Regions from separate parts of the Mus musculus genome. Here regions 1, 2, 3 and 4 are each linked to region 5. Evidence: chromatin loops called from intact Hi-C (ENCODE). Cell type or tissue: heart. All regions are shown on one strand. Region 1 holds the start of Hoxa7 (homeobox A7). Region 2 overlaps Snx10 (sorting nexin 10). Region 3 has its middle 14 kb from the start of Snx10. Region 4 holds the start of Hoxa5 (homeobox A5). Region 5 overlaps Gm6559 (predicted gene 6559).

The links. Hi-C counts contacts between places; a loop is a spot of excess contacts. Peaks named below come from ENCODE experiments on the same cell type or tissue, not always from the same donor. Only the 100,000 strongest peaks of a DNase experiment are listed, where the experiment ranks them.
Region 1: a loop joins it to region 5, with 3 times the contacts of the local background. A loop is called at or near these places in 15 of 42 quality-filtered maps.
Region 2: a loop joins it to region 5, with 7 times the contacts of the local background. A loop is called at or near these places in 33 of 42 quality-filtered maps.
Region 3: it touches region 5 in a loop (4-fold over the local background); 10 of 42 quality-filtered maps call a loop at or near these places.
Region 4: a loop joins it to region 5, with 3 times the contacts of the local background. A loop is called at or near these places in 4 of 42 quality-filtered maps.

The regions. Positions count from the first base shown.
Region 1 is chr6:52,215,471-52,220,470 of GRCm38, forward strand. It overlaps Hoxa7 (homeobox A7), which reads right to left and starts at 3,103. Exons shown (of 2, transcript NM_010455.2): 1 at 1,560-3,103; 2 at 153-560. The coding sequence starts at 1,935. The coding sequence ends at 247. In heart, no CTCF peak of the experiment used is centred here; a DNase peak (open chromatin) is centred at 2,091; H3K4me3 peaks cover 1,748 bases; H3K27me3 peaks cover 5,000 bases.
Region 2 is chr6:51,578,377-51,583,376 of GRCm38, forward strand. It overlaps Snx10 (sorting nexin 10), which reads left to right. Exons shown (of 7, transcript NM_001127349.1): 4 at 1,474-1,574; 5 at 1,926-2,024. Among named protein-coding and RNA genes, the nearest start is that of Snx10, 57 kb to the left of the region's middle. In heart, a CTCF peak has its summit at 2,149 (motif pointing left); a DNase peak (open chromatin) is centred at 2,135; H3K27ac peaks cover 547 bases.
Region 3 is chr6:51,507,057-51,512,056 of GRCm38, forward strand. No RefSeq gene overlaps it. Among named protein-coding and RNA genes, the nearest start is that of Snx10, 14 kb to the right of the region's middle. In heart, CTCF peaks have their summits at 2,425, 3,229 (motif pointing right) and 4,004; DNase peaks (open chromatin) are centred at 2,405 and 4,045; H3K4me3 peaks cover 922 bases; H3K27ac peaks cover 895 bases.
Region 4 is chr6:52,202,041-52,207,040 of GRCm38, forward strand. All of the region lies in intron 1 of Hoxa3 (homeobox A3), which reads right to left. It overlaps Hoxa5 (homeobox A5), which reads right to left and starts at 2,547. Exons shown (of 2, transcript NM_010453.5): 1 at 1,749-2,547; 2 at 1-791. The coding sequence starts at 2,310. The coding sequence ends at 541. Hoxa6 (homeobox A6) reads right to left here. Exons shown (of 2, transcript NM_010454.3): 2 at 2,818-4,584. The coding sequence ends at 4,325. All of the region lies in intron 1 of Hoxaas3 (Hoxa cluster antisense RNA 3), which reads left to right. In heart, a CTCF peak has its summit at 2,624 (motif pointing left); DNase peaks (open chromatin) are centred at 1,581, 2,031 and 2,501; H3K4me3 peaks cover 3,226 bases; H3K27ac peaks cover 2,132 bases; H3K27me3 peaks cover 4,788 bases.
Region 5 is chr6:51,382,209-51,387,208 of GRCm38, forward strand. The region is part of intron 1 of Gm6559 (predicted gene 6559); the gene reads left to right. Among named protein-coding and RNA genes, the nearest start is that of Gm6559, 5.0 kb to the left of the region's middle. In heart, a CTCF peak has its summit at 1,949 (motif pointing right); a DNase peak (open chromatin) is centred at 1,943; H3K4me3 peaks cover 432 bases; H3K27ac peaks cover 519 bases.

The sequences.
Region 1 (5,000 bases), 830 kb after region 5:
GGCAGAGAGGGTCCCCAAGGTGACCTAATTTCCCTGGGAGCTAAAGTGGGTGATTGAATGGAATGAGGGTAGGAACTGATTCCCTCTTTTTTTCTTTCCCTTTCTTTTTTCTCTTTCTTTTTTCTTTCTTTCTTTCTTTTTTTTTTTTACACTTTATTTCCCCCCATTTTTGTAACTAAAATCAATGAGTCTCTTAAAGACGCTTTTCCAACTGTCCTGTGCAGCCAGGGTCCTGTGCCTGGCCCTTTACTCCTCTTCCTCCTCTTCTTCCTCCTCTTCCTCCTCTTCCTCCTCGTCCGCCTTGTCAGCAGCTGTGGAAACGGAGGGCACCGCGTCTTCCGGGGCTGCAGTGGGAGCCTGGCTCTCATCTTTATGCTCTTTCTTCCACTTCATGCGCCGATTCTGGAACCAGATCTTGATCTGGCGCTCAGTGAGGCAGAGCGCGTGAGCGATCTCGATGCGGCGGCGCCGCGTCAGGTAGCGGTTGAAATGGAATTCCTTCTCCAGTTCCAGCGTCTGGTAGCGCGTGTAGGTCTGGCGTCCCCGCTTCCTGTCGGGTCCTAGGAACAGAAATTTGGACATATAGATAGACAAAACAGACAAGCAGACTAGGATGTGGACAGAAGAGTGCTTTAGTCAGGCCAGCAGCCCAAGAACCTGCACCTTCCACCTTGCCCAAATCCAGGTGCAACCCTCATCACCCTCAATTGAGCTGGGGGAGGGAAATTGTGAGCGGAAGGCCCCAGGGCCAGACAAGCAAGAACATCTGTGAGAAGCCTTAGGGCAGAATTCCAACTTTACAACTGGCCTTTCCAGCCGGCTACGTTTCCACAATGTCCTGCTTCCCCCTGACAAAGGGAAATTGTCAATATAGAGTGTGGCAAGTGGGGGACTCTGCGCTTTTGCCATTCAAAGGCGAGCCTGGCTGCTCCCCAGCCTTGCTAGTGGGCGACCCTCATCAGCAGCCCCATCCACAAGACCTTCCTGTGACTTTCCCACCCTCTGTCCCATTGGCTTCAGCCCCGTTCTGGAAATGGCCTCTGGTACAGTGATGAGTGAGGGATCCCGGAGGTCTCAATTCTCCTTGCCTTTGAGAAAGAAAGCCAGGCCGAAAGAAGGGAAGGAGGGGAGAGAGAGCTGGAGTCAAGAAAGAGATAGAGGACAGAAAAGAGGGGGATAGAAAGAAAGACTGAGGGAGAGAAAAAGAGAGGGAAGGGAAGAAGGGGGAGAGGGGGGGGAGAAAGAGAGAGAATATGAGAATGAGAATAGCGGAGAAACTTATTGTAAAAATTCCAAGGCAAATGGAGTTAAATAAATTTACGAGGATCGAACCCATTAATTGGGCCATAAAAAGTTTTATGAGCCTCATTTACATACAATGCTACGGGTCTCTCCACGCTATGGCGCCTCAGCTCTAATTAAAACCAGAAAGGCAGCGCCACGGGGACTTGCGGGGCCGCCGGCTGGAAGCCGCCGGGCTGGGCTCTCTCAGCCCCCCGCGCCCTGCTCCCGCCCCTCCGCTCCTCCCGCTCGCCGACCCCGCCGACCACTGAGCCTACCTGAACTGCGCATCCAGGGGTAGATGCGGAAACTGGCTTCGGCCGGGCCGTGAAGCACGCCCTCGTCCGCCTTGTCGCAGGCGCCTTTGGCGAGGTCACTGCAGAGCCCGGGGATGTTTTGGTCGTAGGAGGCGCAGGGCAGGTTGTAGGCGTCGGCTCCCAGGCCATAGCCGGACGCGAAGGGGCTCTGATAGAGGGGGCTGTTGACATTGTATAAGCCCGGCACAGTGGAGGCGAAGGCGCCGGCGCCCGGCCCGTAGCCGCTTCTCTGCGAGTTGGGTGCAAAGGAGCAAGAAGTCGGCTCGGCATTTTGGAAGAGAGAAGCCCCCGCCGTATATTTGCTAAAAAGCGCGTTCACATAATACGAAGAACTCATAATTTTGACCTGTGATTTGTTGTCCGGCAGCTTTCAGTGTCGGTTTTACGAGGTAGCGTGATATATGATAACATTACACCCCCAGATTTACACCAAACCCCATTTTCTTTTGGACGGAGCTCGCCGCGGCACGTGACCGCCCACATGACCGCCTCCGCCAATCTCAGCAGCCCTCACAGGTGGTCCCGCGCCACGGGCCGCCTGCCTCCTAGAATGGAAGGGGAAGAGGCTCACAGACGCGGCCTGCCTGCACCGGGCTGCCAGGGCGCCCGACGCAATCAGACCCCTAGGCTCCGCCAGAGCCCCGTCCCAGCCGCCGAAGCCTGGAGGCAGGGATCTCGCCCCCTCCCCCGACAACCTCATACCTATTCCTGAACCCCAGATCCACTGTGTGGATTCCCCCTGTTCGGGCCCTCTCTGAGGGTCCAAGACCCAGGGTCTCTGTAACCTGTCCGCCCAAAGATGGTCTAGAGAGGGAAATCCACTCTTTGCCCACCTCTCTCTATAAGCAGGGAAACCTTTAAGACCTGATTTGATGCTCCAGCGCCAACACCGCAGGCGCGGTGTCTCCTCTAGCCGAGCGGAGAGACCGCTGCCACAAACTGGAACCATGTGGTTCGAATAAAGTCAACGTCTCTCAGCTTCCTTTCTTTAATCGGCGGCGCACTGTTTATCTGCCCTAAAGGAAGCAGTGAAATATTTATCTATTAATGAGCCTCATTTGCCAACAGATATACTAACATGGGATTCCTTTTCTCCTCCCGGACACTGCGGCCCTGGCAGTTTCTCTGCATTTGCTCCTGGGCACCTGGCTGGCTGGCAGCAACTCCAGAGATAGCTCAACACCCGCTTTGTCCTTGCCACAACCCCTAGTTACCCCCTAGATGACAAAAAACTGGGGTATCCTCATTCAGTTTGGGAGAAACTCGGCTCCACAAATTTTAAAACACATCCGTCATACACTCCTGGCGGCTCTCAGGCAAGCAAGCCTTCCACCCTGTGGGCCGGTAACAGTTTTAGAGCTGGATTAGAGACAGGAGAGGTAATCTCAGGACCTGGGTGCTGTAGCTCATTGTGGAACCCCAGTTCTTTAGGAGACAATAAAAGCGAATAAGGGAGCCCTTTCTAGGGGCCACCCAGATCCCGCGGCTTCACCTTTCTAAGCACTGTGTGCTTGCTAAGCACAGCCTCGTTCTCTCCCAAATAGTAGCCCACCCTGGGGGCTTACCTTGCTGGGCTTCAGACCCCCTCCCCCTGCAATGATAGGTCGGGTGAAGGCTCTGCTGCCCAACGCTCTCTGGAGGATATTTGGGTGAACCCTTCCCCTAAACGCCTCATAAACTGCTCAGGCCATGCTGGAAGACTGGCGACCTTTTACTGCTCAGCTCGATTGCACATCATAAACCCGACTTCACAATGGAATTGCCCCGGAAATTCTCCTCTAAATTATAGAGTTTGGTTCCTGGTGTACAAAGCACTTTCTTATCACTTTCAGTGGGTCCAGGCTGCCTCCACCTACCCCACCCCCGTTTACCGCATCCTCTCAGGGGGGTCTTGGAAGCACAAAAGACAGAGGGATGTTCAAATCCCGCTGGAACGAACCCCAGCTCCTACCTAGTAAAGGGCTCAGGTTTTGGTGGGGAGGAGGGCAGGTGGGAGCTGGGCTATCTCCCCTGGAGCATAAGGACCCTAAGGCGGCAATATCCGGGATCCACTTTATGGTGGACCAGGATGGGAAACAGAAGAGGTGAAACAGGGAGGGGGTAGAAATCGAAATAACAGTGTCTTCTAAGAGAGAAATAAAATTCTAAAATAGCTAAAAGAAGATGAAGCAAACCAAAAGAAGGCTAGGAGATCAAAGAGGCGAAATTAGACTGCTTTAGACCAATAAATTGTTCCTGGGGTGACACAGAAGGGCGCACAGTGAAAGGCCAGGCAGGCCCAGGCGGTCTGTCTAGACTCAGGAGACTGGAGCAGTCCAAAGGCACGTGTCTAAAGTGGAACTTCTCTTTAGAAGGAGACCTGACAACCAGAGTTCGGAGTTGGGTTGAACAGGAAAAACACGACACTAACACACCTAGGAAGGTCATCTGAATTTGGCCTGAAAGGACTAAGTGGTTCCCACAAGAGACTCTGTGCTAGTTTGCCAAGGCCAAATAGGTCCCAAATTCTGCTGTTTTCAAGGTCTTGGCACTTCTGGGCACAAGTCTTCCCTCTGAGTGGGATTCAAGACTCACCAAAAACCCTCACTTCGTTTCTGTGTCTCTTTTCCCTTGGCAGACTTTGAACAAAATCAGACTCTCAGCAAGGCCTATTTAATTATATGTTTTCTGACTGTTGGCTCCCTACTTATTTAATGGAAATGTATCTGTTATGTGTGAAAATATTCACACACTATTGAGCCCAGACCCAGTTTTTAATCTGCTATCTAAATATTTCCCAACGCTGTCCCAGAACTAGCTTTCAAACCTACTGCCAGAGTTTGTTTCCTCCGTTTCCTGTGGCCAGATAGTCCTCAATGTTTAAATCTAGGTTTAGAATGTAAACGCAGACCTTTGCAGCAAAACGGCGCCTTCTAGAGAGTCCAGTGGTGCTGAGTTTGGGGGACTTTGAACCTTTCTAGTCTCCTCCCCTGAGAAGATGGTGGGCTTCAGCTATTGGGCTTGGAGACTATGTCCCCCGACTTAGTGAAAGGCGCCTGACTTGGACGCGGCCACCAATTCCTACCCGAAGCGAATAAATAAGCCCAGTTCCTTGCCGGGTCTTGTCCGGACGAAGACAGCGACAGGCTGTGAAAAACCTCTCAGCAGCGAAGACCAGAGAGCAGCCTGCCCCGCCGCCAGTCGGCCAAGGGCAAGGGAGGCTGCTGGCCTAGTCATTTCACCAGGCCTCTGAGCTCCTGGAGGCCTGCACCTACCTAGGGCCTCTGTGATCCGTGGAGGGAAGCGGCTGCTGCCAACCAGTGACTTCCATTGTTAGAAAACTGGAGCATTCTATTTGTGCCCACTGCTCAGCAGTAACATAAATATAGATTTCTCAGGATTAGGATAGGTATCTCTTGGTGC
Region 2 (5,000 bases), 200 kb after region 5:
TAAATGGGTCCAGCTTACACTGGCGATGAAAGAAGTCCCTGCGGTGGCCTGGTTCTCTCGGAGGAGAGGATACTCAGAGGGTGGACCTTGTTAGGGCCTTCTGCCTCCTCGGTCTCTAAGGAGTGCATTAGTCAGGCAGTTCTGGGCTTTGAAGTTAGGCCTCTCCGGTAGGTTTTGCTTCTGTGGCAGAGTAAGTGTAGTACTGTGGCCTTTGCAGCTGAGACTCTTGACCTCCCTGCATCCAGGAACTTTGCCCTATGTTTCATGGGGACAGCTCATGAACAAAATGTACACAGTCATTTAGATTTCCAAGAAAATGGCAGAACTTCACTGGCAGGGTAGGTTTTGAAATAATGAAGATCTTAGTAGCAAAAGCTAATTTCTCATTTAGCAATGTAATGATTATAAGTGGATCTTCTTTTAAAGTGAATATATAAAATAGAGGGTATTTTTGTTTGTTTGTTTGTTTTGTAGGAATGGTTGAGGCTTTACACAGGATCTTACTCTATAGCTCAGACTGCCTGGAATTCACCCTGTCGCCCAAACAGGTGGCAGGCAATGCTCCTGCCTCAGCTTCTTCAAGTCCTTGGGTTATAGATGCGAGCCACCACACTCAGCCGAGATGGCTTGTGTTTTGAATCTAGCAGACCCAGCTGTTTGTCAGCTTTGTGGTACCCAGAGGGACCGCCTGCTCATTCGGGGTTTACCCAGAGGAGAGGCATCGTGGCTTAGCCTAGGCTGGGGACTTAGGCTTGTTTGTTTCCCAAGTTTGTCTCAGGGCTGCTACGGGGAAACAGACGCTAGCTGGTGACAGTGTTGTCAGCTATACCTGTCAGGTGCTCTCTGGTCCTTTTCATGTCCACCCTGTTTGCCCCACTCAGAGCTGATGTCATTTCCTGGAGGAGAACCAGGGCTGACATTTGCAGATGTCTGGGATGCTTTGTGAAGAGCTGCAGGAAGTCAGTGCTGATCCACGGACGCCTGGACGTGGGGTTAAAAATGCAGTGGATGCGCTGGAGCATTGTGCATTTTAGGGCTCGTGTGTGTTTCTCACGATGGGATCTCACTGTGTAATCCAGGCTGGATTTGAACTCAGTCCTCCTGCCTCCTGCCTGAGTCTGAGATGACAGGGTGGGCAAACATGCCCACTGGAGTTTTCCTTAGTGATCCATCCTTGGAAACAATGCTTGTCGTTAGGAGAGCACAGGCCTCCCTCCTTCAGGAGTCTGGTCAGGGGAGGGCCATGCCCACCCAGGGCTAACACTGCTCATTCCTGTCGTCATGGCTTCTTCTGGGACTGAGACTGATAAGCTACATGAAAGATTTTGCAGTGCACACATAAATGCACACATGTCTCATGGCTTGCACACTACTTAGAGTAGTGAGGGTAACATCATGAGATATAATATATATATATTAAGAAAGTGCTTTTTCCCCTTAGGTGAGGCTCATGTTTTTTCTGTTTCTATACAGACAAATAGCATGTGTTTTACAATGAAAACATCTTGTGTACGAAGAAGGTATAGAGAGTTCGTGTGGCTGAGGCAAAGACTCCAAAGCAACGCGTTGCTGGTGTAAGTGACTTAAAGTTTAAATTACCGGGAGCCATGAGTCTAGTTCTGCTGAAAGTTGATAGCGTTAAGATGCGTGAGGTAAGAACAGGGCACAGGCGTGCTTCCTTTGTGCCTTCTGCATCTGAATTTAATATCCATCTCTTAGCTTTACCAGCCTTTATGGATATTAATCACGAATGGCCCCCAGAAGTGTTTAAAGACAGATTCTCCTTTAAATTAATATCACACGACAATAATTAGGTGATAGCTGTGTGATGATTATTACCGTGCACAGCACGCATGCCTTCATGTTGAGCAATGTCTGTAGCTAAGTCACTGTGATTGGTGATCGACTTTTCTCTTTCTTATCAGACAATTACCAGAACTTCCGTCTAAAAACCTGTTTTTCAACATGAACAATCGCCAGCATGTCGACCAACGCCGCCAGGGCTTGGAAGATTTCCTCAGAAAGTAAGTAAGGGCCTGCACCAGGCAAGGGATGTGGACAGAGCGGGTCTGTGTGGGAGATGATAGCTCTGATTGCTGGCCACCGACATTTATAGCCTGTGTTAGAGCGCCATCTTGTGGCTGGCATCGAATGGTACAGATGTGAACAGCGCTTGCAAATAATGCATGTCTGAATCAGAATAAACACATGGTCTCTTAAGAGCACAGTAGATACAGCGCCAGCATACACATCTGAGGCAGGAGGATTTCTGTGAGTTTGAGGCCAGCCTAGGCGTTGCAGTAAGTTCTAGGCCATTCCTTGTCAAACAAATAAAACAAATAAATATCCCAAAACAATAACTAACCCAGGCAAACAGCAACCAAGGTAAAGCAGATGGCAAGTTACGCAGGAGTCTGGCTGACAAAAGTCTCCCAGGAGATAAGCGTGCCTTGTGTTTACAGGAAACACTTCTTTAAAACTAGCTTCAGATACAGCAGTTAGAACAGCCTGGACGACCCTTCTCTGACTGCATGGCTCAGTTCGTCCTTGCAGAGGGCCGTTTGTCAAGTGCGTGTGTCGTCTGAGTGGTCTCAGTAGGTTGACTCTGGTTTCTGCGATGGGGCACGCTTCCACCCTTCCCCGGGAGCTGCCTGGAGTCCAGGCCACCAGAACTTCCCGTTGTCTCACCCCCTCCCTAGAGGCCTGACACTCACGGATTTGCACACAGATGCTGAAGCTGGGCTGCTGGGGTTCAAATCCTGGGTCTGCCACTTAAGTAGCTGGGAGTCAGGCAAGCCTTTTCCTTTCTCTGGGCCTATGTTGTCCCATCTATAAAACAGGGACAATGATGGCCCTTCCCCCATAAGGGCCGAGACAGGTAAGCGGGCTGAGAGCTGCAGAGCACTTACATAGTGTCTGACAACCTGATTTCTGAGTGTTGGCAGTTATTATTATTTTAGTACTCAGGGCTGAAACAGCTGTGAGCTTGCTTTTCCATCTTGTAGACAAGGAGACAGGCGAGTACAAGTTAGAGGCAAGGCCCCAACTGTCCGTTCTTCTGGTGGCTTTGGGATCTGAAATTACCTCCTTTTGAGTTCACTAAGTAGGACCCCGAGCTGCTCTGAAGTAGCACGCTGCTTTTCCCACGTGGCTCGCTTATAAAGGGCCTGGGTACTAAGTGTGCACATGAATATTAATATCTGTTTCTATTAGATTGGCACGGTGCCTTTCCTTCCAGGAGGTCCCTAGGACACGCAGAAAGCTGGGAGCTGATGAACTGCGGACAGGGAGGACTGACACTGGAGTGACCCCTGTGAAAAGCCCAGAGGAGCTGTTAGATGAGCTGAGGCCTCTGAAAACATCACAGCAGGGTCCTTTGTCATGTCACAGGTGTGACAGAACAAAGCGCTGGTCCAGACTTTCATCATTTCTCCCTTAGGGACAACTGGGTTTATATTATTATTATTATATATTTATATATAAATAATATATATTTATATGTTTTAATAATATATTATTTTAAAAATATAATTATTTTTATTTCATGGACATTCATGTTTTGCCTGCATGCATGGCTGTGTGTGGGTGTCAGATCCCCTGAAACTGGAGTTATAGGCAGTTGTGAGCTGCCATGTGGGTGCTGGGAATTGAACCCAGGTCCTCTGGGGGGATCAGCCAGTGCTCTTAACCCTCGAGCCATCTCTCCCGCTCCTAGGGAGAACTCTGTTAACTGTCGTCTCTAAGGTGCCCAGTGGCGAATGGCTCTCCCTTGAGATGGAGCTCACGTTTGCAGAGCAGCCTCTATTCTGGAAGCTGCTCTATGGGAGCCACAGTGTGGCCTTGTGGCCCGAGCAGGATGGGGGAATCCCATAGGCCAGGCTAGCCCTGGGGCTGGGGGTAGGGGAGTAGTGGGTGGGCGCTGTTGGGCTATTGCAGGTTCAGGGACAGCAGGTGTCTGTGTTTATGTCACTAGGGAAATGCAGGCCACTGATCACTCCTCCGTGGCTGGCCTTTTTAAAGTGTCATGTCATCTAGACTGGCCTCAAACCTGTGTACCGGAGTCTGGTCCTGATTGCCTGCCCAGACTGGGATTACAGGTGTGCACCACCGTGCCCGGCTTCCAGGGTTTGCTCCCTGCAGTGCTTTTAAGCACTGAACTTTGACAGCACTGTGCCAGTATCTGCTCCCGTGGGGACTGAGCTGCTGCAGAGGTGTTTCTGTACTGGGTATTGTTTGAATGTGGCTTTGTCACATGTCACAGAGGAGAACATCCTGCTTCGAGAGCTCAAGGAACTTGGGTCTCCCATCAGCCCTGGCTCTTGATGTTTTCCAAGCCATGGAACCCAGACTCTTTTTTGAGTCCCTTAATTCCTTTGGTTGTCTGTGGAACGGAGTGGTATAGCCAGAGCATTGCTCTCCTTGCTGGGAGTTGTGTTGTTCAGACAGTTAACGACCTGGAAAGGACTCTGAAAAGGACGCGCTGACCTTTCACCCAACAGCCCCGTGCCAGGGATGTAGGCACAGGCACGTTATTCATCCCTAGACGTGTCCACTTCCGTTTGGGAGCTCTTGGTGCTGTGTCTGAATTAATTAAAATTTGCTCTGGGAGCTGGAAGGGAGGCTCAGTAGGTAATCGCATGCACTGCTCTTCCAGAGGACCCAGGTTCAGTTCCCAGCTCCAATGTGGCAGCTCCCATCCCTCTGAAACTCTAGTTCCAAGGGACTCAGGCCATGCCCAGCCTCCTTGGGCACCTGGCAGGCACATGGTACACGCACATACATATAGGACAAACACTCTTACACATGAAGTAAAAATAAGCAAGTCTTAAAAAAATTAGATATCGATTGTCATCTTAGGATCAAATCATGGAGCAGGTTTCTTATGGTCCTCTCAACTATGTATGGCATGTGAGCATTTATTTCCATCATACACAAAGATAAACTGAAGAGATCTAGTTTAAAAGTGAAAAAATAGAAATAGAAACAGGTACAGGTGCATG
Region 3 (5,000 bases), 120 kb after region 5:
CTTGTTTTGTTTCTGACACAGGGTTTCTCTTTAGCCTGGAACTTGCTAGGCTAGGCTGCTGACTGAGGAGTCATGGATCATCCATCTTTTCCATCTCTCTGCATCTGGCACTCCAGGGGCATTCTACCCTCTCTGGTTTGGTTTTTTAACTCAGGTGCTGGGGAATCAAACTCAGGGTGCATGAAAAGCACCCTACTGGCTTAGCATAGACCTATATATTTATTTACTGACTGACTTACTTAAGGTTGGCTCTCATTCTGTAGCCCAGGATAGCCTCAAAATCAAGACAGCTCTCTTGCCAGGCAGTAGTGGTGCACACCTCTAATCCCAGCACTTGGGAGGCAGAGGCAGGAAGATTTCTGAGTTAGAGGCCAGCCTGGTCTACAGAGTGAGTTCCAGGACAGCCAAGGCTATACAGAGAAACCCTGTCTCGAAAACAAACAAACAAACAAACAAACAAAGACAGCTCTCTTACCTCTACCTCCCATCAGCTGGATCCTGCCTGGGGCTCTCCAGTGTCAGGATTATTAGTGGCTTCCAGGTGCAAGCCTGAGATACAGCTTCCACCCTGCCTCCTGCTAGAAAAGCCCTTCCTGAGATCCCTCTACTCAGGCCAAGGACGCATGGAAGAATTCCTGCAGGAAGCCTTTGTGTGTTTCTGATTGGCAGGGATGGTGTTAATGACCAGGAGGTAAAGCCCTAGGCTAGAAGACCTAAGGGGTTTAGCAGCCATCTTGTGAGTTAGTTTTTGTTTTGTTTTCTTTTGTTTGTTTTGTGGGAGTGGTGAAGTGAGAAAGCAGTGCGGTCTTCTTCAAGGTCATACAGGCTCTGGCCCTGAGCAGGGTTCATGGCTAACCTGAAAGCCATGGTTTATTTGAAAATATTTTCACACAGAAAGAGGTGTCACATCCATTTTGGGTGGTCAGCTGGGAGCTGACAACTGTGCTGTGTTGTTTGGTCTTGGTTGCTGAGAGCTTTCAACCAGACTCCTTTCTCCCCTCCTCGGTTCCCTTAATTTCCTGTCTTTTTGCCCTGCCTCAGGATTATAGACATAAGCCCCACAGCTGGCTAAATTGATGGTTCTCCTGTCTGGTCGTCTACTGCAATTACCCAGAAGGCATATAAAACAGCAGAGTCTAGATCCTACTCCATACCCAGAGCAACAGGGACTGTTAGATCTCTTTAGGTGATTCAGTGAGATATTTTCTATTTATTTTTATTTTTATTTTTGAAACCAGTCTCACTGTACAGCCTTTAGAACTCACTATGTACCCCAGGCTAAGCTCAAACTCACAGAAATCAGCCTGCCTCTGAGTGCTGAGATTAAAGGCATGTGCCCGCCACCACACCCAATTTATATAGTGCAGGGGACAAAACCCTGACATCCTGCACGTGAGGCGAGCACTCCACCAACTGAGCTACATTTCCAGGCAAATACCCTTAAATGTTATCCTGCCTTAGTGGTTCACTGTGGCTAGCACTGAGTGTGGGGGCTAGTCCCAGCGCTTAAGTTAAATACAGCTTCACTCTCTCTACCTCCTAGCTATACTGAATATCCCAGAATGGGGGTTGTGGCGGAGCCACACCTATGCTGATTCTCCAGAGACTTTGAATGTTGCAGATCAGAGACAGATTATCCTGAGCAATCTTTGATCCCCCTTCATAGCTATGTATTGCCCTCATCTGTGTGCGACCTATGTGTCACTTGAAATGTGCTGTGGTGTATTAGATTGCTACTTTTCATCAATCACAAACCAAGAATAGCCACAGATAGCATCTCAAAACTATGGGAGAGACCCCCTTCCCTATACTCAGAGCTATGGGAGAGACTTTCTTTCCTATACTCAGAGCTATGGGAGGGACCCCCTTTCCTGTACTCAGAACTGTGGTAGGAATCCCCTTTCCTGTACTCAGAGCTATGGGAGAGACATCTTTTTATCATCTGCTTGCCTAATGTTCTCACCAATTTCGAGGAGCACATTACTTTATGGCTGCTTTGTTCTGCAAAAACCTATGAAACTGCTACCATGTCGGATATGTTTGACATTTGTGGACATCTGACTATTCTCAAGCCATGGCCACTCATCACTGCTTTCAGCATAAACTCACTGTTATTCCCGTTGATGAGAGCTGTGTTTTGCATCCACGGAAGGGACTGTGGAGTCTGAAGGAGTCTGGGCACTCCCTCGGGATACCATTTTCTTCCTAAGCAGATTCGAGTCTTTGTTGCTTTATTGAAAAACTGGATATGAGAATTAGTACAAAAAGATGGTTTATATTTACTGAGGAGACAAGAGCCCTCAGCTTCTTTCTACAACGCTTGCAGCGTGATTTCTAAAGATAAAAGGAGCGCAGGGAGTGCGCATGCTCAGCTGTGAGGTAAGTTACCAGCGGGGGTAAGCGGTTCCTCTGGGGGACAGCGCCACCTCTGGCGTGCTCCATTGCTCCATTGCATGAGATTCTTCTCGACTCCAGCATGGGGCTACATGACGCCAGCATGGGCCTTTCTGGATAAATTTTAATTCTTTCGGGTCCTTGTTAGAGAGCTTAAACTCCGAGGAGAAAAAAATTAGAAAGTGGAAAAAGGATCAACTGGTCAGATTTAAGCTTACCTCTGAAGCTGCTTCCTGGTGGCCTGGAAAAGAACCTTAGTGAGCTGGACCGTCTTACGTCAACTCCGTCACAGGCTGATGGCGTCTGAGAGGAGGGAGGCTCAACTGAGAACATGCCTCTATAACACCAGGTTGTAGGAAAGCCTGTAGGGCATTTTCTTAATTAGTGATTGATGGACAAGGCTCAGCCCATTCTGGGTAGGGTGGACTGGTGGTCCTGTGTCCTATAAGAAAGCAGGCTGAGCAAGCCATGGGGAGCAAATCAGTAAATAGCACTCTTCCACGGCCTCTGCACCATCTCCTACCTCCGGGTTGCTTCTTGACTTCCTTTGATCGCGAGCAGCGTTGTGGAAGCCTAAGACACACTCTTTCCTCCCCAAGCTGCTTTGCTTGTGATGTTTCATCAGAGTGATTGTAACCCTAAGACATTTAGCTTTAAGGGGACCTGCCGCTGGATTCCCATGGCTCTGTCCCTTGAGGGAAGCAGCCTGGACCATATTCTGCTCTTTCAAACTCCAGCTTCAGTGGATTGTTCTAGCTCGAACTCTTCTTATTCCTTAGCTTGAACTTTTCAGCCCTTGTAACTCTGAGCCAAAGGGGATGTCTCAGGACATTCTTCCAGAAGAGGGCGCTGTTCCACCCTTGCTGAAATCATTCTGAGAGCCGTCAGGTCTTAAACGTCCCAACACTGGCAGGAGCCAAGCTATTCCAGACATTTAATTAATTAATAGCTTTCAGGAGGCAGAGGCTAGTGGATCTCTGTGAGTTCCAGGACAGCCTGATCTACAAAGACCCTGTCTTAAAAACAAAACAAAACAAACAGAAAGGCATACAGTTGCCAGAAAATTGTGTTTGGTAGAAAACAACCAACCAACCCAACCAACCAACCATCCCAAAACCCTCCTCAATCCACCACCACCAAAACTTTCTTTACTCCTTCCACCCTCTCTCCTCTCCCTCTCTCCCTCCTCGTCCTCCTCCTCCTCCTTCTTCTCCTTTCTCTCTCTCTCTCTCTCTCTCTCTCTCTCTCTCTCAAACCCTGTCTCAGAAAACCAAAGGAAAAACCACTAACAACAAAACATAATTAATTAATTGTGTATGTATGTGCATGTGTGCATGCACTCCATGGTGTACATCCTGGAAATTGGTTCTCTTCTTCTACTAAGAGAGTTCAAAGGGTTGAATGCAGGTCATCTGGTTTGGTGGCAAGTACCTTTAACCGCTGGGCCAGCTTGCTGACTCACCAGGATGCTGTGGATATGCCAGGGAAGAACCTCTATCTGAGTGTAGAGTGGGGCTCTTGTAATATAATTTGCCCTGGCTGAGCACTGCCCAGCCTTCTCAACCCTCTCTGGAAGGACTGTGTTGGGACACTTCATTGTCTGGTCCACCAGGGCCTGAACACCTGTGGTCTTGGAATGGGCTTTTGGGCTTTAACAAAAAGTCTATTTTTAGGGAGGCAAGAAGTGACAAAGCTGAAACAATGGGTAACTTAGAGATAAGGATCAAGACTATTGTTGGAAACCCCATGATTCCTTAGCAAGATTTCTTGGGCCTTGTCCAGACACTGACACAGCAGGGGCAGCCTGGGGGTGGGGTGGGGGACCAGAGGGTAACTCCCTCTCTTTGATTTTTGTTTTTTTAGGTTTTTCGAGACAGAGTTTCTCTGTGTAGCCCTGGATGTCCTGGAACTCACTCTGTAGACCAGGCTGGCCTCGAACTCAGAAATCCGCCTGCCTCTACCTCCCAAATGCTAGGATTAAAGGCGTGCGCCACCACGCCCGGCTGTGACTCCCTCTCTTATGGTCAAGTGAAGCAGAGGACTAAAGAATCTGGATAGGGAACCAGAGTGGATGGGTGGTGACTCAGATGGGTGGTGAACCAGAGAGGCTGGATAGAAAGGACAGCATATAGGGTGACAGTAACATAAGCTACTTAGAAAATTCAAGCTCTGGCTGAGGTGCAGCTCAGTAGCACAATGCTTACCTAGTGAACCCAAGGCCTGGTAATCATCAACTCTGTGAAAAGAATGCTACAATAGAACACACACACAAAAAAAGAAAAATCAAGGCCCAGAGTATACATAACAATTCTTTGGATGTATGTATGTATGGTGTGTGTGGTAATACGTGTCATTCTTTGAATATATGTATGGTGTGTGTATGTGTGGCAATACCTGTCATGCATGTGCATTATGTACCAATAGCATATTTAATTTTTTAAGATTAATTTTATTGTTTATGTGTATATAGGTGTTTTGCCTGCATGTTAGTCTGTGCACCTATGCATCCAGTGCCCATGTGAGCCAGAAGAGTGGACCAGATGCCCTGAACTGAAGTTACAGTTGATTGTTATCTACCATATAGGTCCTGGAATTGAACTGAAGTT
Region 4 (5,000 bases), 820 kb after region 5:
TAGCCACTACACGTTGAACAAGTTAATTTGTGTCTTATCAAGTCACCTCTACAACAGCATTAATTACACAAGGAATATAGGTAGTTTGAATAAAAATATCTTTAACAGCTTGGAGCTATTGAGACAGGAACACTTCCACGTACATGCACATTAAAGAACTCAAGTGCAACACACAACATTGGCACTAAACGAGGTGGGGGGGCTTTTTGTGTGTGTAGTTTTTTTTTCTCTTTTCTTTTTTTTTTTTTTTTGTTTTAGTTACTTCAAGTAACACAGCTTGCTTCATATAAATAAGTTAAAACATCTATTTTTTTTTCAAGACAAAGCCATTCAGGACAAAGAGATGAACAGAAGCAGATCTACTTATACAGGCGCTATAATGGCAATAAACAGGCTCATGATTAAAAGATGAATTAGGGCAACGAGAACAGGGCTTCTTCACAGAAGGAACACAAGGGGAGTTTCAGAAAGTCACCTTAGTACTGACACTACAGAGAGCTGCCCGGCTACTACTGCTCAGTACTTTGGCCGCTCAGATGCTCAGGGGCGGAAAGCCCCCCCTGCCGCGGCCATACTCATGCTTTTCAGCTTATTATCTTTTTTCCACTTCATCCTCCTGTTTTGGAACCAGATTTTAATTTGTCTCTCGGAGAGGCAAAGGGCATGAGCTATTTCGATCCTTCTTCGGCGGGTCAGGTAGCGGTTGAAGTGGAATTCTTTCTCCAGCTCCAGGGTCTGGTAGCGAGTGTAGGCCGTCCGGGCCCTTTTGCCTTCTGGGCCACCTATATTGTCTGTAACAAAAAAGTCAGCGGTTTAGCCACCAACTCCTCAGCACCTGGTTCCAAAACTCAGCCAGGGTCCTGAGCTGCGGAGAAGGCTCAACAAGTTCTCCTTCCTCACCCACCCTCCCCAAATTTCCTTCTCCCTTCCTTTCTGGCGAGAAAAACAACCGGATTTGGACTCTGGGAACAACCGACCCACCTGAGGCAGGAACTCTGGGTTTAAAGACAGCTTGGCTTTCCCTCGCCCCCTAGTCTGCTCTTTAGCCCTTTACGAGTTGTCCTAAGTGGGGGCACTGCCCTCCCAGTCTGCCCACCGCCCAGAAACGCACTGAAGCACTACTTTTTTTTCTCAGTTCCCAAGTGGCCTCTAGGTCACCCTCAGTTAAAGTTCCAGCCGAGCTAGCCGCCTTCTGTTCCAGTGTACGCTTGGGGCGCCCGATTTCTTTTTCTTCCCTTTCCTTCGCTTTCCCTCTTGCCCTCAAACTTCAGAATCCCGCCTGCCCTCGCCTGGCTTATTCCCCCCAAGCCCCTTTTAGGGGGCTCTAATTAGTAACGCTGTTTCCCCAGCGTAGCCCTTCCCATAAATTATCTCCCCTGACAAGCCCGATTCACGGCCCTTACTGCCATCCCTACCCCTGCATGCCCTACTCCGCTGGCCTGACCCTGAAGAGAGTTCCGAGGCACTGGGGTTCCAGACGGAATTTCTTCCTCTTTCAACATTTAAACTTACTCGGCCACCCCATTTTCCTCCCTCCCCTCTCCCCAGTATCTGTGAATGCAGATCGCTGCTGCAGTAATTGGGAGGAAGTAAAGAGAAAGGCAGGGAAAAGGGAGCCGCAGGGAGAGGCTCTGCGGGCTGGAGAGAGGCGAGACTAGGAGAGAGACGGGAGAGAGGCTGCAGAGAACAGAGAGTGACCAAGACCCGCGCCCCCACGGACGCGTGGATCAGAAAACGGCTGGCTTTACCGTGACTAATGTGCAGCTTGCGCATCCAGGGGTAGATCTGGGGCTGAGCGGGCGGCGCCGGGCTCGGCTCGCTCTGGGCGCCCGCCTGCTCGCTGCTGGCAGGGGCGTCCTCCTCGGCTGCGGACGCCGTGCCAACCCCCTCTCTGCTGCTGATGTGGGTGCTGCCGGCGTTGGCCGAGGCGCCGCTGGAGTTGCCCAGGGAGTTTTTCCCGCCGTGGTGGCTGTCGCTGCCGGGCGAGGGGGCCACCGCTGAGCAGGGCAGCGGGTCGGGCGGTGGCGAGTGCGTGGACGTGGCCGGCTGGCTGTACCTGGGCTCGGCGGGCGCCGCACTGGCCCCAGCCGCGTAGCTGCGGGCGCGCTCGCCGGAGCCAAAGTGGCCGGAACCCGAACGGCCGACGCTGAGATCCATGCCATTGTAGCCGTAGCCGTACCTGCCGGAGTGCATGCTCGCCGAGTCCCTGAATTGTTCGCTCACGGAACTATGATCTCCATAATTATGCAACTGGTAGTCCGGGCCATTTGGATAGCGACCGCAAAATGAGTTTACAAAATAAGAGCTCATTTGTTTTTTGATATGTGTGCTTGATTTGTGGCTCGCGGTCGTTTGTGCGTCTATAGCACCCTTGCACAATTTATGATGAATTATGGAAATGACTGGGACATGTACTCGGTTCCCTCCTACGTAGGCACCCAAATATGGGGTACGACTTCGAATCACGTGCTTTTGTTGTCCAGTCGTAAATCCTGCCTGATGACCTCTAGAGGTAAACTCGTGCACTAATGGGGGAGTTGGGTGGAGGCAAGAGGGGTGGCGCGCGCGCCCTGGGCGCGTCCCCGCCACCCGTTGCCGCCGTTCAGTCGGACTCGAGCGCCACCCGCTGGAGACTGGGCGCATCGCTTCGCTTCCGACCTCGGGCTTCAAGGGCCGGGGTCGAATTGAGGTTACAGCCCATTATGGCAAAATTATTGCATTTCCCTCGCAGTTCCATTAGGATGTACCAATTGTGAGGCCGTCAGCTGCCGATCGCACGCCCGGCGAGGATACAGAGGATTCGGGGGAGGTGGTGACTTAGAATTATTTACAACAACTTTATTTCCCCGGCTTTGTATCCCCTCTTATTTTTGTGTAGAGGTTGGGGTCGGTTTGCCAGCCCGGCCGGCAGCTGTGAATTTTGAAAACACAGATATCACCTTCGAGGAAGGGAAGACGATTTAGCCAATTGAAGAAATAAATCCTGCCCACAGCAGCAGCCACAATTACGGCTCTGTTTTTGTGAACGCATGAAGGACAGTGCCCCTGCCGCTCTTAAACCACAGGCGTCTATTAAAGACAGCTTTTGTGTAGTGTTTCTCCGAGGCGAGGTCAAATTCCATACACTCGTATAACCAGAATCATTTTTTTCCTCCGTGCAAATATGTTTTTCGTGCCATTAGTTTGCTATCTGATTTGTTTATTTATCCAGCCTGGAAGATCTTCATCCCTGGTCCGGTTCCTCTGATCAGCCCGGCCCCAGGTAGCAGGGTTCTTGGTGAACCCAGAGATTGGGCCCTGATACCCAAACGGCCTCCGAGGCTGCTTGGAAGCTGGGATCGGTGGGTAGAGCTATTGGGATCTCGCTTAGACCACTGGGAATAAATTGCGGGAACTAATGGAATCATTTCGTGGCTGTGTCTAGTATCACCGTAGTTATTTTCCTGGGCTCCGAAAGACGAAAGTAAATCACAAATGTAGCTGAGAAGAGAGCAGACTCTCTCTACTAGAGGCCTGGCATCTCAGGCGTCCCTGGCACGTTTGGAAGCCAGGACTCTTGCGGCTCTCATGGTCTTGGGCCCCCTCTTTGGGTCCTGAAAGCTGCGAGGTGGATTGCGTCCGAGCTGTATGAGGCTGAGAGTGGAAATCGGGAGCTGGGAGCCTGCGGGAGCCTAGTCGCTCCCAAGCTGTAAACCCAGGTTGGCTTGCCTCGGCTGAGGCTGCTACTCTCCCACTGACGGTTACGCGCCGATAGAGAGATTTGGTTCTGTCGGGGAAGGGGGGTGTTCCTCTTTGTTCCTCAGGCTTCTTGATTAGGGGCATCCTGAGAGGCCGGGACAGGGCTGGGGCCCAGCTCGTAGACCCTTTCTTTTCAGTAGCCAGAGCCGATTTGGCGATGCCCTTTAGAATTTGATGGCGAGGGACCAAGGCGGAAAAGCCCAGGCACCAAACAGGGCACTGCCTGGGGCTCCTTCTTCCCCCACAACCCCGCGTCTGTGGCTCACAGAGCGCAGAGGCGCTAACACAGCAGCAGGGCCAATTCTGGGTGCATCGCGGGCCTCGCAAGCTGGCTTGGGCAGCCTTGGGGAGAAAACCTGTGTGTTTGTGTGTACAGTGCGTCTGTCCCACAGCTGACGTTGGGTGTGTGGGGTTTTGTTTGTTTGTTTTCTGTAATAAGTAAATGCGTAGCCGCTTGCAAAGGTTTGGACGCTTTTCCCTAAGCTGCGGGAGAAGCAGGCTGGAATAAAACTTGGGGAGCAGACAAGGGCACCAGGGGGCAAAGCCAATAGAGGTTACAACGCTGGCCTGGTCCCTGCACTGGAGTCTACTCGCCCGCTTTGGCCTCAGAGTCTTCCCCGCTGGCCTGCGTGGAGTTGATGAGTTTATTTTCCTTTTTCCACTTCATGCGCCGATTCTGGAACCAGATCTTGATCTGGCGCTCGGTGAGGCAAAGCGCGTTAGCGATCTCGATGCGGCGCCGCCGAGTCAGGTAGCGGTTGAAGTGGAATTCCTTCTCAAGCTCCAGTGTCTGGTAGCGCGTGTAGGTCTGGCGGCCTCTGCGCCCGTGACTCCCATACACGGCACCTGTGGGCAGAAATGAGGTGCGAATAAGCGAGGCAAAACCTACCCAGCCCCGTGTGCCTCCCAGCCATTAGTCTCTAAACTGGAAATTACTCTGCTTCACTCCAGCTTCTCACATCACAACCGAGAGAAAGAAAGAAAGAAAGAAAAAAGCCGGCTGGATGGCAAGAATTATTTCATAACCAAGCAAGATGTTTTTCACCTAAAAACGATTTGAGTGGGAAGTTATTGATTTTGACAAATGTGGTTTGTAAGAGAACCATTAGACTTGAAGAAATAGCATGGCCATTCTTAATTTGAGGGGCCAAAGTCACTGTTTCGAGGGAGTGTAGCAATTATTTGTCTGTGGGTGCAGTGGGGATTCTGGGAGCAGTATGGAAATTGAATGCTTACATTGTGTCTGTGAAAGACGCTATCCA
Region 5 (5,000 bases):
GAGGCTCTCCAGTCAGGTGACAGGTAACAGCTGATGTTCACAATCCATCCAATCAGCATCCACTCAGATGGCTAAGCCTTGTGGCGGACCTGCTTTACCCATTCTCCCAATATTCTGTCAATTATAAGCTAATAAGCACCAAAGACAGAAACTTTCATTTTAAAATATTCTGGGGTTTCTTGAGACAGAGCCTCATGTGACTCAGGTTAGCCTGGAATTCACTGTGCAGTTTACCTGCACTGGGTCGAGACCCCCCACTTTGCCTTAGGTGATCTGAAAGTGACTTCCTGTTCAGGGAGTAGCTGTGTGACTCCGTCTGAAAAGTTTTAGATGTAATGTCACCAGCGGTGACATATGGAGTGGCCAAGCAGGAAAGAAAGAAGGAAAGCTATGGCTGCACACGGAATGTGTGCACAGTGACAGGCATAGCAGAAGCCGCCACGGCAGACTCTTGCCAAAGACTCTAGGCCCGGGCTGCACCGAAAGTCTTTTGATGAGATAGAAGACAAAGTATCAGCGGTCAAAACATACAATTGTTTCCGGGACATATTTGTGTATGTGTCTTTGCATATACCCCAAGTCTCAGCATAGCTCAAGCTATGATTCAAGAGACTGGTGATTTGTCATGCTCAAAGCCTTGGTCTGCAATTCCAGCACCACGAGAAAAGGCACGCAGGTATCCAATCCCCACGCTCCGGAAGTGGAGGCAGGAGGAGCAGAAGTTCAAGGTCGGGGGGTGGGAAAGTGGGTGCTCCGTGGGTAAAGTGTCTGCCAGGGAGGAATTGAATCCAAACCCCAGAAGCCACCTGAAGCTCAGAGCAGTAGCACTCATCTGTGGCAGGAGGGGAAGCCAAGAATCAATCAGCCAGTCCAGCTCACCCAACAGAAGCCAGCAAAGAGACCCTCTGTGGAACAAGAAGAATGTAAGGACCAGCATCAATTTCCATCTGTCCTTCAACCTCCACTTGCTGTAAGCATGCTCTCTCTCTCTCTCTCTCTCTCTCTCTCCCTCTCTCTCTCTGTTTCTCTCGCTTGTGCTCTCTCTCTCTCTCTCTCTCTCTCTCTCTCATACACACACACACACACACACACACACACACACACACACACACACACAGAGTTCAAGGTTATCCTTGGCAATGCAGCAGAGGAATCACCTGGGTGCTTATCACGCATCCAGGTTCCTGAGTCCTAACTCCAGAAATTCTGATTCAATTGGGGAAGGGAAAAGAGGGTGGCAGAGTTCACAACCCAACCCGACTTGGAAACCACTTGGGAGAGGGAGTGTTTCATACCCACCATAGCAGGAGCTCAGGAGGTTTCCCTCTGTCAGCAAGCTTGAGTAACAAAAACACATGAGGCTGGGAACGTGCTAGGGACATATCAGGTAAGATTAGGATTTAAATATATCCTGGGCCTCTCCTTAAGGATCATATATGTAAGTCACAGTGTGTGTGCATATATAGAACGTGCAGGTGTAATTTAATTAAAGGCAGGGCAATCAAAGAGAAAGATTCGCACGTTCTTCCTTCCTAGGCCACTTAAGGAGTGAGGTTGCAACGAAAGTCTCTCTTTTTTTCTAAGACATTATGAAAGGGGGTTAGTGTGAACAGGGTCAGGGATCGGTAGAGACATTTTCCCTACAGAGTGGAAGGAGAGAAGCTGGCAGTCACAGAGAAGCTGGTGAAGCTCCAGGTCAGGACAAGCAGCTCACACATGCCCGCCCACCTGCTGTGAACCAGACCTGAGAGAGCACCAGCACCTGCCTGGCTACCGTGTGCCTAATCCCAGAGTTGACTCGAACAAATAACATTCATAGTCTATGATTAGACAACAGCTTTTCCAAATAGAAGCCAGTACACAGTGAGACAGGAAAAAAAAAAAAAAAAAAAAAACCCTCAGCAATCTGTCTGAAAAGTAATTCTGCGATCGATCAGCAGGTGTCGCTGTTTTGCCTACGTGAACAGGGCTCTTTGTTCTTGGCCAAGTTGCTCCGACGCTCCGCGTGCAGTTAAAGACGACCAACCCGCTCTCAAGCTTGTCCCCGAGGGACTTTAATTTGGTCCGAGACAAAGAAATTCCTTCCTCAATTTTTTAAGTGGAGAAATATAGTGAAATTATGCCCGTATTCCCTAAAAAAAAAAAAAAAAAAAAACTGTATTGACATGTCATATTGTAATTTCCAGGGAACCATATAAAACCAAGCTCACACTGGTAGCTGCAGGGGCTGAGATGAGGAAGTTGAGTTTTCGTTTTATAAGATAAAAAGAGTTGGCTCCAGCCGCATATGTAGCAGAGGATGGCCTTGTCGGTCATCAATAGGAGGAGAAGCCGTTGGTCCTGTGAAGGTTCTATGCCCCAATACAAGGGAATGCCAGGGCCAGGAAGCGGGAGGGGGTGGGCTGGTGAGCAGGGAGACGGGGGAGGGGATAGCAGGTTCTCAGAGGGGAAACCAGGAATGGGAATAACATTTGAAACGTAAATAAAGAATATATCTAGTAAAAAGATCAGGAAAAAAATATAAAAAGAGTTATTGGTATTGAACGTGGGGTGCCTTTAACACCACTAAACTGTGCACTAAAATGGTTAAAATGATAAATTTTATGGTATCTGCATTTTAAAGAGTTGGTTGTGAGAGCCTAGCTTTTGGGTTTGTTTGTGTTTGGTTTTGGTTTTGTTTGTTTGTTTGTTTTTTTTTTTCAAGACAGGGTTTCTCTGTGTAGCCCTGGCTATCCTGGAACTCACTCTGTAGACCAGGCTGGCCTCGAACTCAGAAATTTGCCTGCCTCTGCCTCCCGAGTGCTGGGATTAAAGGGGTACGCCACCACGCCCGGCTGAGAGCCTAGCTTTTAATGGCTATACCATCTCTCTAGTCCATGTTATGTATTTTTTATCACAATAAAACATTCGAATAAAATGAACAGAACAGAACAAAGCAAAACCAACGCTAAGCCTATCTCTAACCCTCCTTGTAAGTCACGTTCATGAATTGGCAACATGAGCCTAGAAAGCAGATGAATTCCAGAGATGAAGTCTGCCATCTGGTGCACAGGATGAATGGACCCCTTCTGTGAAGAACTCAGAAAGCCCGTCCTGAGCAGAGGTCAAACGTCTCCTTCTGGAAGTCCTAGGGGTGGGAAAGATACCGAAGACAGCATTTAAGCTTGTGATGGACTGAGCTTACATTTAAAGAACCCACTGTGTGAAACAGAGATCCTGGCCTTTCCCGTCATATCTGCTCCTCTAGAACTCCAAACTTAAAAATCCAGAAAAGAGTCAGTACTATTTGCTGAGCCGCCCCACCCCATATGATAATATATGTTTATTTAGACCCAGTTTTCAGCATATCCATATGGGCCTAGGGAAATGGCATTCCTTACACCCAAGTAGGTCCAAGCTTGCTGGGACATTACTTCATTAGCTTGTTTGTTTAAGACAGGGGTCTCTCTACATAGCCCAGGCTGGCTTTTCCTCCGGCCCAGCTCTTCTGGGAAACCTGCTCATTCAGGATCTCTGATACAGTAGTGCCCCAAACTAAAAACCCCTGCCCTAAGAACTCAAAATATTATCTGAAGACACTCAAAATTCCACTTAAGATTCTAATCCAATCGATCAAAGCAAATGCTGTTGAAAACATGCATCTTGAAAGGAAGCCAGGGGCTAGAGAGATAGCTCAGTGCGTAAGGGTACCAACTGCTCTTCCAAAGGTCCTGAGTTCAAATCCCAGCAGCCACGTGATGGCTCACAACCATCCGTAATGAATGCGTCTGAAGACAGCTTCAGTGTACTTATTTATAATAATAAATGAGCAGGGCTGACCAGAGAGAGCAGAGGTCCTAAATTCAATTCCTAACAATCACAGGAAGGCTCACAACTACAGTGTACTCATATACATAAAATAAATAAATCTTTAAAAAAAAAAAAGGCAGAGCTTTAGACTTTTCCCAGCGGAAGGCTGCTGGAGACTTAGGACTTTCTTCCTCTGTGGGTGGGAGGGGGGGCCTGGGAATCGTTTTCTCTTGTATTCCAGAGGACACTGCTTTTGGGGTCATTCTCTTGAATATCCTCCCACCCACATTCTGGCTTACAGTGCCCTAATACATGACCAGAAGGATCCCCAGCCATGTTGGATGTGTAGAGTCAGCTGTGCTGACCGAGGATAGAGCCTTTCACTGGAAAGTGTGTCCATCAGTGGTATCATGCCATAACCTCCCTACTTTTAGCTCTAAGGTGAATACTCACCTCCCCTGCTGCCCCTTTCTGGAGCCTGTAAGAAAGTTCCAGCTGGTAAAAGGTGCTAGGGAGGTCACCCACAGCACGCACAGCAGATCTGTGAAGTGTTAAAACAGAGAACCACTCCAGGCATCTCCCAGCTAAACTCTAGGCATGGAGGACCACCTGGCTCTCTAGGGAAAGAACAAGTTTCTCCATAGAAACCCAGCTCATGGCCAAAGAGAGAAGAGGTTGGAGACCCAGAGGGAGAGCTGTGAAATCTTCCCTTCCAAGAATCCTTCTGAGGACCAAGCAGCCTACTAGGACCTGGTCATTGTTTCCGATTGTTGGCCTGCAACACATTGTGCAAATACTTAGGCCTCCATTTCTTCATTTGGAAAATGGGATTAAGCGTAAGAAGCTTATGAAGACAACTCAGTTGGTAAAGTGCTTGCTATATAAGCTTGAACACCCTGAGTTCTGTCCCAGAACTTGCATGAAAGCAAGCAAGCAAGCAAGCAAGCAAGAGTAAGCCAAGCTCAGCAGACTCTAAAACCCCAATGCTGGAGGTCAGACACAAGCAGATCCCTGGGGCTCGACGGCCAATCAACCCAGTCTTAAGTGAGTTCCAGATCAGTAAGGTTGTGTCTCAATTAAAAACAACAACAACAACAACAAATGGGTTGGCAAAAACCGGCTCTGTAGATTGGAGCACTTGCCACCACACCTGACAATCTGAGTTCAGATGTGCCCTGGGTCACATACCATGGACTGATGTTTTCTCTCTC